Linked DNA regions of Homo sapiens: region 1 is linked to region 2. The links are chromatin contacts, found by Hi-C in ENCODE. All regions are on one chromosome and are shown on one strand. The core of a region is the stretch at or near the end of the contact, and the rest is flanking DNA. Distances in the headings are between cores, read along the strand shown.

Region 1 (4,752 bases), core at 1,984-4,483, 440 kb before region 2:
TGTTATTTTCTACGTTTTAATGAAAGTGTTACACTAATTGCTGACATCTTTGCATCATTATTGATTGTCAGCATTTGATCACAAACATTTGTGTCTTCCTAAAGAACAAAACACCAGAATAAAATGATAATTAATATGTAAAAAAATTAAAATTAAAATTAATGCCCTAGACTCCAGTAACAAATTAATCCATTTCAAAGAATAGTATACACTTGTATAAATATAATGTGGACTCTATTACAATTCTGGTCAAATCACCTCTCTCTCCAACACCGAAGGAAGTGACTGTGGCCTCTCTCCCACGCTAAGACAAAATCTTTCAATAAGAGGATTAATCTTTCACCTAAAATGGCAGAACATCCTTCTATTCTCATTAGAAGTTAATACCGCTTCACGTACAAAGGACCCCTGGATCTTTAGTTCAAATCTGCCACTTACAGATGAGGAAACTGAGGCTCAGCGACATGAAGTGACTTATTTGTCCAAAATCACACACAGCTATTTAATGGCAGCACTGGGACTCAAATGCAGTTCTCCTAGCATTAGATAAAGGACCATCCAACCACAAGAATATGAGCCTGCAAGTCAGTGTGGGTCCACGTTACTGAAAATCCAACCACTGATTACTAAAAATCCAAGCACTGATGTATCAGGGATTGTCAATAAGTAAAATGCAAAACATCTCCAAATCTAGCCAGGTGCCAAAGCCCTTAACCAGTGCCCTGAGCACTATCGCCTCCCAGATGTATGAAGTATCTTTCCTTCCTCTTCAGTATCTTCATCCTCTTCCCCTTTGCCAGCCCTTTTTCTTACTTCCATTGTGTATTTATCACCTTGGGAAGAAGAAAAAACAAACCTCTACATGGCTGGCTACTCCTTGTAGTTGTAATTCTATTTCTTTCCTGACAGTTACTGCCAAATTCTTGGAAGTTATATACAGGCGTACCTTGGAGATATTGCAGGTTTGGTTCCAGACCATAGCAATAAAGTGAATAATAATATCACAATAAAGTGAGTCACACAAATGTTTGAGTTCCCTGGTGCATATAAAAGTTATGCTTATACTATACCGTAGTCTATTAAAAGTGTGTGCAATAGCATTGTGCCTAAAAAATGTACATACTTTAATTTAAAAATACGGCTAAAAAATGTTGATCATCTGAGGCTTCAGTGAGTAGTAATCTTTTTTGCTGGTGGAGGGTGTTGCCTCAATGTTGATGGCTTCTGACTGACTGGTCAGGGTGGTGGGTGCTGAAGGTTAGGGTGGCTGTGGCAATTTCTTAAAATAAGACAACAACGAAGTTAGCCTCATTGATTGATTCTTCCATTCACAAAAAACTCTTCCTTTCACAAGAGATAGCTGATAGCATTTTACCCTCAGTGGAATTTCTTTCAAAATTGGGGTCAGTCCTCTTAAACCCTGCCGCTGCTTTATCAACTAAATTTATGTAATATTCTAAATCTTTGTTGTTATTTTGACAATGTTCACAGCATCTTCATCAGGAGGAGGTTCTATCTCAAGAAACCACTGTCACTCATTAGGGTTGAAATCAACTTCTTCTAAACACCTGTTAATGCTGAGGTTTCAACTTCCTCCCATGAATCACAAATGTTCTTAATGGCACTTGAAATGGTTAATCCTTTCTAGAAGATTTTCAACTGACTTTGTTCAGATCCATCAGAGGAGACACTATCTATGACAGCTTTAGCCTTACAAAACGTATTTCTTAAATAATAAGACTTGAAAATCAAAATTACTCCTTGATCCCTGGGCTGCAGAACGGATGTTGTGTTAGCAGGCAGAAAACATTAATCTCCTTGTACATCTTTATCACAACTTCTGGGTGACTAGGTGCATTGTCAATGAGCAGTAATGTTTTTAAAGGCATCTTTTTTTTTTCTGAATAGTAGTCTCAACAGTGGGCTTAAAATGTTCTGTAAAACATGCTGTAAGCAGATGTGCTGTCATCTGGACTTCTTGTTTCCCTAACAGAGCACAGGCAGAGTATATTTAGCATAATTCTTAAGGGCCCTAGGATTTTGAAAAAGGTAAATGAGGACTGACTTCAACTTAAAGTCACTAGCTGCATTGGCTCCTAAGAAGAGAGTCAGCCTGTCCTTTGAAGATTTGGAAACAACCACTGACTTCTTACTAAAATGAAAGTCCTAGATAGCACCTTCTTCCAATGAAAGCTGTTTGCCTACATTGAAAATCTGTTTAGCCACCTTCATCAATGATCTTAGCTAGATCTTCCATATAACTTACTGCAGCTTATCCATCAGCCCATGCTGCTTCACCTTGCACTTTTATGTAATGGAGACAGGTTTCTTTCCTTAAACCTCATGAACCAACCTCCTGTAGCTTCCAACTTTTCTTCTGCAGCTTCCTCACCTTGCTCAGGCTTCATAGGATTAAAGAGAGCTAGGGCTTTGCTCTGAATTATGCCTTGGCGTAAGGGAATGTTGTGGCTGGTTTGATCATCCATCCAAACCACTAACATTTTCTCCATATCAATAATAAGGCTGTTTTGCTTCTTATTATTATTGAGTTCACTGGAGTAGCACTTTTAATTTCAAGAACTTTTCCTTTGCATTCAGAACTTGGCTGTTTGGCCCAAGAGGTCTAGCTTTTGACCCATCTCAGCTTTCAACATGCCTTCCTCACTAAACTTAATCACTTCTAGATTTTGACTTAAAGTGAGAGACATGATCTTTCCTCCACTTGAACACTTAGAGGTCATTGTGGCATTATTAATTGGCTAATTTCAATAATATTGTGTCTCAGGAAATACCAAGGCCCCAGGAGAGGGAGAGTCAGGGGAACAACCACTTAATGGAGCAATCAGAATGCATATAACAGTTATGGATTAAGTGTGCCATCTTATCGGGTACAGTGTGTGGTGCCCCAAAACAATTACAATGGTAACAGCAAAGATCACTGATGATAGATCACCATAACTGATAAAATAATAATGAAAAAGTTGGCAATATTGTGAGAATTACCAAAATGTGACACAGAGACATAAAGTGAGCACACGCTGTTGGAAAAATGGGGCCAATTGACTTGGCCAGAGGGTTGCCACAACATTCAATCAGTAAAAAGCACAATATCTGTGAAGTGCAATAAACCGAAGCAGAATAAAACAAGGTATGCCTGTAAACCCTGGAGGCTTCCCTTTTCTCACTTCCCTCAACTCCCTTGAGGCCTCACAGTCTGGCTGCCACCCCAGTACTTTACAGAAACCACCCACTCAGAGGCCAATGATCTGCTTGTTGCTAAATCAAATGGCTTTTACTTGGTCACAATTATCCTTGATGTCAATGATCATGCTTCCCTACTAGTGACAGCCATCATAATAATACAGAAGCTTTGATACTTAAAAATAGATCAGGTGTTGGCTGGGCATGGTGGCTCATGCCTGTAATTCCAGCATTTTAGGAGGCCGAGGCAGGCAGATCAATTGAGCTCAGGAGGTCGAGACCAGCCCAGGCAACATGGTGAAACCTAGACTCTACAAAAAATACAAAAATTAGCTGAGCATGGTGGCATGTGCCTGTAGTCCCAGCTACTTGAAGGGCTGAGGCTGGAGGATCATTTGAGCCTGGGAGGTCAAGGCTGCAGTGAGCTGTTTGTGCCACTGCACTTCATCTTGGGCAACAAAGTGAGACCCTGTCTCAAAAAGAAAAAAAAAAGCAAAGATCAGGTGTTAATAGGCTGTTTGTAAATTCAGTAGTTAAAAGCATGGGGCTGGGTGTGGTGGCTCACCCCTGTAATCCCAGCACTCTGGGAGGCCAAGGCAGGCAGATCACCTGAGATCAGGAGTTCGAGACCAGACTGGCCAACATGGTGAAACCCTATTTCTACTAAAAAATTAAAAAAAAATTAAAAAAAATAGCTGGGCATGGTGACACGCACCTATAATCCCAGCTACTTGGGAGGCTGAGGCTGGAGAATCACTTGAACCCAGGAGGCAGAGGTTGCAGTGAGCTGAGATTGCACCACTGTACTCCAGACTGGGTGACAGAGCAAGACTCTGTCTCAAAAAAAAAAAAAAAAAAAGCAAAGCAAAGCAGAGCATGGGCTCTGGGGTCAGACTACCTGGTTCAAATCTTGCTTGTACAATTCACTAACTGGGTCCCTTAAGCAAGTTGTGCCTCCGCTTCTAAATCTATAAAATGGGCACATAACACTAACTAGTTCACAGAGTCTTGGTGAAAGTGCAATATGCTTAGAACTGTCTGCCACATATTGCATTCTCAGTAAATGTGAGTTGTTGTTGATGCTATATTTGTAAATCCAAGGAGAACAAGAAGAGATTAAGTTTGCAATCTTCACTCACATATCCACCAAATAGAAATGTTAGTTTAGGCTCTGAAGTTTATGTTTCTCTTTGCCACCGTAAAACATTGCTGTCTTGGACATCCTTCCTTAAAGTGGATCAATTCGTAAACCTGTTGAGGCAGATGAGACCTCCCTCTGCTGACGGTCTCTAGAAATATCTGAGAGGTATGGGCTCCATGACCCAATCACCTGAGATTCATTTTAATGAGGAACAGATTCTAATGAATGAACTTAGCCTCACGGAATGCCTATGGCTTACAACAATCATCTCCAAGCAGCATTTTCTCCCAGCTACCCCTTTACGTTCTCCAACCTCTAGCCATCTCCTGAATTTGCATAAGGCATCTGAAATTGATGCTGAGCTCTAGCCACATATTCCAGATTTTTTCCAGTTTAGTCTTCACTTTTCC
Region 2 (4,818 bases), core at 1,376-3,875:
ATTCAAGATGCTTTGATCTCATCTGAGGGGTGGCTAAGTACAACCCATTCTTAATAAAGCTATTTATAGTGAGAAGCAATTTGGGTCAGGCCTGCCTTTCCAGTCTGCCTCATTGGCAAAGTGGTAGGCCCCTGACTTCTGTCTCTTACGTGTTCCTTGTGGTTTCTGTCTGCTCTGACTTTGGTTGTGTGTTGCATTTAGATGAGATGCCAAGGAGATAATATCGTCCAGAGAGCTAAGGAACAGCCTGAATGCCTGGGGACTTTGTACTGTCTGTGACACTTCAGAAAGTGACTCAATTAGCCAGTGGTTCAGAGCAATGAGAACCCATGAACACTTCGTCCATTTGAGGGTAGAGACCACTCTGGCCACTTGAAAGCTTAGACTAGACTATACACCAGCCCCTTGAAAGTTAAAGGCTAATTCCAACTTTATGATTCTTGATGAGGGTCAAGTTGCCAGTGAGGATCTGGTAAGAGGATGAGACCAGGCGATTACTGATACCAATTTTGTGCCTCAAAATAAAATGAATTCGTTCTCCAGATAATTTTAGATTCTGGGTTTCAGAGTCACCTCAGAACAATAATAAAAGTATGATAACAGTAATAAACAGTAATGAAAAGCACTTATGGGCTGGGTATGGTGGCTCACGCCTGTAATCCCAGCGTTCTGGGAGGCTGAGACTGGTGTATCACTTGAGGTCAGGAGTTTGAGACCAGCCTGGCCAACATGGTGAAACCCCATGTCTAGTAAAAATACAAAAATTAGCTAGGCGTGGTGGCGCGTGCCTGTAGTCTAGGCTACTTGAGAGGCTGAGACATGAAAATCGCTTGAATCCAGGAGGTGGAGGCTTCAGTGACCCAAGATGGTGCCACTGCACTCCAGCCTGTGGACAGAGGAAGACTCCATTTGAAGAAAAGAAAAAGGAAGAAAGAAAAGTACTTTTATACACCTATGAAAGTGCTTTCTATAGTGTAAGAAGGCTGGTCCTTTCCATTTCCTGGGAACACCATACTTGTCTTGGTTAGAGATCATTTGGAGGCACGAAATTCAAACCTACAGCAAAGTAACAGTTGTATGTGTTATAGTCAGATTATACTAATCTAGCTTTCTAAGTCATATAGTCCTGTATCTAAGCAGTGTTTTTCTCCATAGTCTTGACTGGAGCTAAGGGTTGGCAGTCAATTCTTGCTGCCAAGTTTGCGACATGGCTGGGATTGTGTGAGTTCTACAGAAGCCACATGAAAGATAATTCCCGTTCCTCCTCCTGCAGCCTGCCCTTAAATTTACAAGGACATGACTTTGGGAGGCTGAGGTGGGTGGATCACGAGGTCAGGAGTTCGAGACCAGCCTGACCAACATGGTGAAACCCCATCTCTACTAAAAATACAAAAATCAGCCGGGAGTGGTGGCGCGCACCTATAATCCCAGCTACTTAGGAGGCTGAGGCAGGAGAATCACTTGAACCCAGGAGGCAGAGATTGCAGTGAGACAAGATCACGCCACTGCACCACTGCATTCCAGCCTGGGTGACAGAGTGAGAATCTGTCTCAAAAAAAAAAAAAAATTACAAGGACATGTTCCTAGCATGGAGTCTCTGGATATTGTGATAAAATTGTCACATGTCATTAACACAGTTCAATTCTGCAACTTGAGTGATTGGACAATCTGATTCCATTGCAAACTTTTTTTTGGTAACTGCATCAGCATCTTCCTAAAATATATTAGAGTTGCCATTGACAGATGGTTTGAGATGGGTCCAAGGAGGCTGTTGACAGATATCTTAAGATGGATCTTATTACATTGACATTGACATATCTGAAGAATGTCCTGTGGGAAATGTCTTCACAGGCCTGGAGGTTGACAGAACAAGATGGAAGCCCTTCAAGAAAATTGTCAATAAAGAAAGACTGAAAATGGGCATAGCTTTCCTGAGGTAATTCAGCAATATGGATTGAGTCTTAGAAATTCATACCTTTTGACCCTGTATTTGTCTTTTCAAGTTTCAGCTGAAAGTGCTGCTCAGGCATGTGTGCAAAGATTTATGTATAGAGACTTTCACTGCAGCACTAAACATATCATGGTGAAGAACTGGAAATCACCTAAAGTCCTACAGGGGGGGCAGTTTAAATACACTAGTTATATTTATATCTGTGCTTACTATGATTTTAAAAATCAGAATAACTCTATTTAGGGTGGTCTCAGTTTTGTAGAAGGAAAGAAAGACTGAAAGGAAACATTTTCTAAATGTTAATAGTGACAATCTCTGGGTGATAATATCACAAGTACTTTTTCATCATTTCACTTTTTGTATTTCCAGTGAACGTCATGTGAGGGTGTTACTTTCATGTCAGAAAAATACATGCCATTTTAAATTTATGTAAACAAGATTTTTTTTTTGATGGAGTTTTGCTCTTGTTGCCCAGGCTGGAGTGCAATGGTGCGATCTCAGTTCACCACAACCTCCACCTCGTGGGTTCAAGCGATTCTCCTGCCTCAGCCTTCTTAAGTAGCTGGAATTACAGGCATGTGCCACCACACCTGACTAATTTTGTATTTTTAGTAGAGACGGGGTTTCTCCATGTTGGTCAGACTGGTCTCAAACGCCTGACCTCAGGTGACCCACTGCCTTGGCCTCCAAAAGTGCTGGGATTACAGGCGTGAGCCAGCACACCCGGCCTTAATTGTTATATTTTAGGCTTTACCTAGGTAAATGAACATTTTTTATATAGTCAGCACCTATTGTTTTGTGTTCTATTCTTTACCATCTAAGTAAAAATAACATACACAAAAAATCCGATGAACTTGGAAAATTGTACATACATTATATTATAATATAAATATATGAAATATTTAATTGTTTGAAATTTGAAAATCAACATATGTAAGTAACTCTCCTGATCTGCTCTCCACAACAATTTAACTTCTGCTCTTTCTATAGCAGAAATACTACTACACCCTTAAAATCAGGCATCTAGAACTAACTGCCTGAATTCAACTAATTTATCAAATTTTTAAAATATACAAAATATTCTTTAAGAATGTGGAATTTAAATTTAACCCAATCCACTGGAGAGAAAGAATAACAGGTTTAAAAGAACCCAGTGGGTGAAAAATCTGTTAAGCCTTTAGGAAGCAGCAACAGTAGTGAAAGTATTTCTGAGATAGATGCAAAAATGAAATTGAAGATGACCATACAACATAAGAGGCTGTGGCTAAGGCTTGACTCCGTGTCCATAATGACAATGACCTCAAGGGAAATTTAGAAGAGTAAACAATGCAGAACCTGCAGTTGTATTTTAACAAGGCCTGCCTCATACAATTCAAGTCAAAATACCACTTTCATCAGATAATTATTTCTGTTTTTCCATGAAGTAGCACAGGAAATATGTTATGAAATTACTTGCCAAGGTCAAGAAAACTCATAATCTTGACAAGTGGGGGAGAAAAAGAATAATTGTGCTTCCATCTAGACCAGTAATTCTCAACTAGGGGCAGTTTTGCCTCTCAGGGAATATTTGGCAATGTCTGGAGTCATTTTTGGTTGTCACAACTGAGGAGGTGAGGGGAGTGCTGCTGGCATCTAGCAGGAACATCCTACTGTGTGCAGAACAGCCTATGTGATGGTTAATATCAACTGTCACCTTGATTGGATTGAAGGATGCAAAGTATTGTTCCTGGGTGTGTCTGTGAGGGTGTTGTCAAAGGAGATAAACATTTGAGTCGGTGGATAGGGAAAGTCAGACTCACCCTCAATGTGGGTGGGCACAATCTAATCAGCTGCCAGCATGGCCAGAATAAAAGCAGGCAGAAGAATGGGAAAAGACTAGACTGGCTGAGTCTCCCAGCCTACACCTTTCTCCTGTGCTGGACGCTGCCTCCCTTGAACATCAGACTCCAAGCTTTGGGACCCTTGGACCTTTGACCACCAACAGAGGGCTGCACTGTTTGCTTCCCTAGTTTTGAGGTTTTGAGACTCAGACTGGCTTCCTTGTTGCTCAGCTTGCAGACAACCTATTGTGGGACCTCCCCTTGTGATGGTATGAGTCAATACTCTTAATAAACAGGCGTGATGGCTCACGCCTGTAATCCCAGCACTTTGGGAGGTCAAGGTGCGTGGACCATGAGGTCAGGAGATCGAGACCATCCTGGCTAACACAGTGAAATGCCGTCTTTTCTAAAAATACAAAAAAATTAGCCAGGCATGGTGGTGGGTGCCTGTAGTCCCAGCTACTCGGAAGGCTGAGGTAGGAGAATGGCGTGAACCCAGGAAGCAGACCTTGCAGTGAACTGAGATTGTGCCACTGCACTTCAGCCTGGGCAACAGAGCAAGACTCTGTCTCAAAAATAAAAAAAAATAAAAAATAAAAAAACTCCCCTTTATATATACGTCTATCTTATTAGTTCTGTCCCACTAGAGAACCCTAATACAGCCTCCTACAACAATAATTATCCAACCCAAAATGTCAGTAATGCCAAGGATGAGGAACCTTGGTCTAGAGAGTGACAAATGATGAGAAGAAATAACCAAATGCATGACCCATGCCATTCTGCTCTCTCATTGGAGGGGTAGTGAAAGGTGGGGGGTGGCTAGGGGAACTCACTTTTCCAAGCCTCCCTGTACTAGATCCAAGACCAGGTGGAAGAGGATGGCTCCCAACTCCTGATGGCCGACACCTCAGTCATCTCTTTCATAAAGATTAAAGGAAAAATTCAAATATCATAGCATCTTGATTTCACTGGAACTTATATAGGCAAAACTCCTAGTTTAGCAGACTTTTTTTTTCTCTCTTTATAGAAGTAGAAAGGAGCAAAATA

What was found. Hi-C counts contacts between places; a loop is a spot of excess contacts on that map. Pooled maps may share reads with other maps.
Region 1: a loop to region 2 is called in a map with no recorded cell type, with 7 times the contacts of the local background. The contact joins two enhancer-like sites. A Hi-C loop is called at or near these places in 4 of 37 single-sample maps with no recorded cell type and 2 of 50 pooled maps.

The regions. Positions count from the first base shown.
Region 1 is chr11:36,354,857-36,359,608 of GRCh38, reverse strand. All of the region lies in intron 1 of PRR5L (proline rich 5 like), which reads right to left. Among named protein-coding and RNA genes, the nearest start is that of PRR5L, 61 kb to the right of the region's middle. Within about 2 kb of position 3,233, at least 3 of the 41 ENCODE cell types and tissues checked have a DNase peak (open chromatin) inside an H3K27ac peak, as active enhancers do.
Region 2 is chr11:35,910,378-35,915,195 of GRCh38, reverse strand. No RefSeq gene overlaps it. Among named protein-coding and RNA genes, the nearest start is that of LDLRAD3, 31 kb to the left of the region's middle. Within about 2 kb of position 2,625, at least 3 of the 41 ENCODE cell types and tissues checked have a DNase peak (open chromatin) inside an H3K27ac peak, as active enhancers do.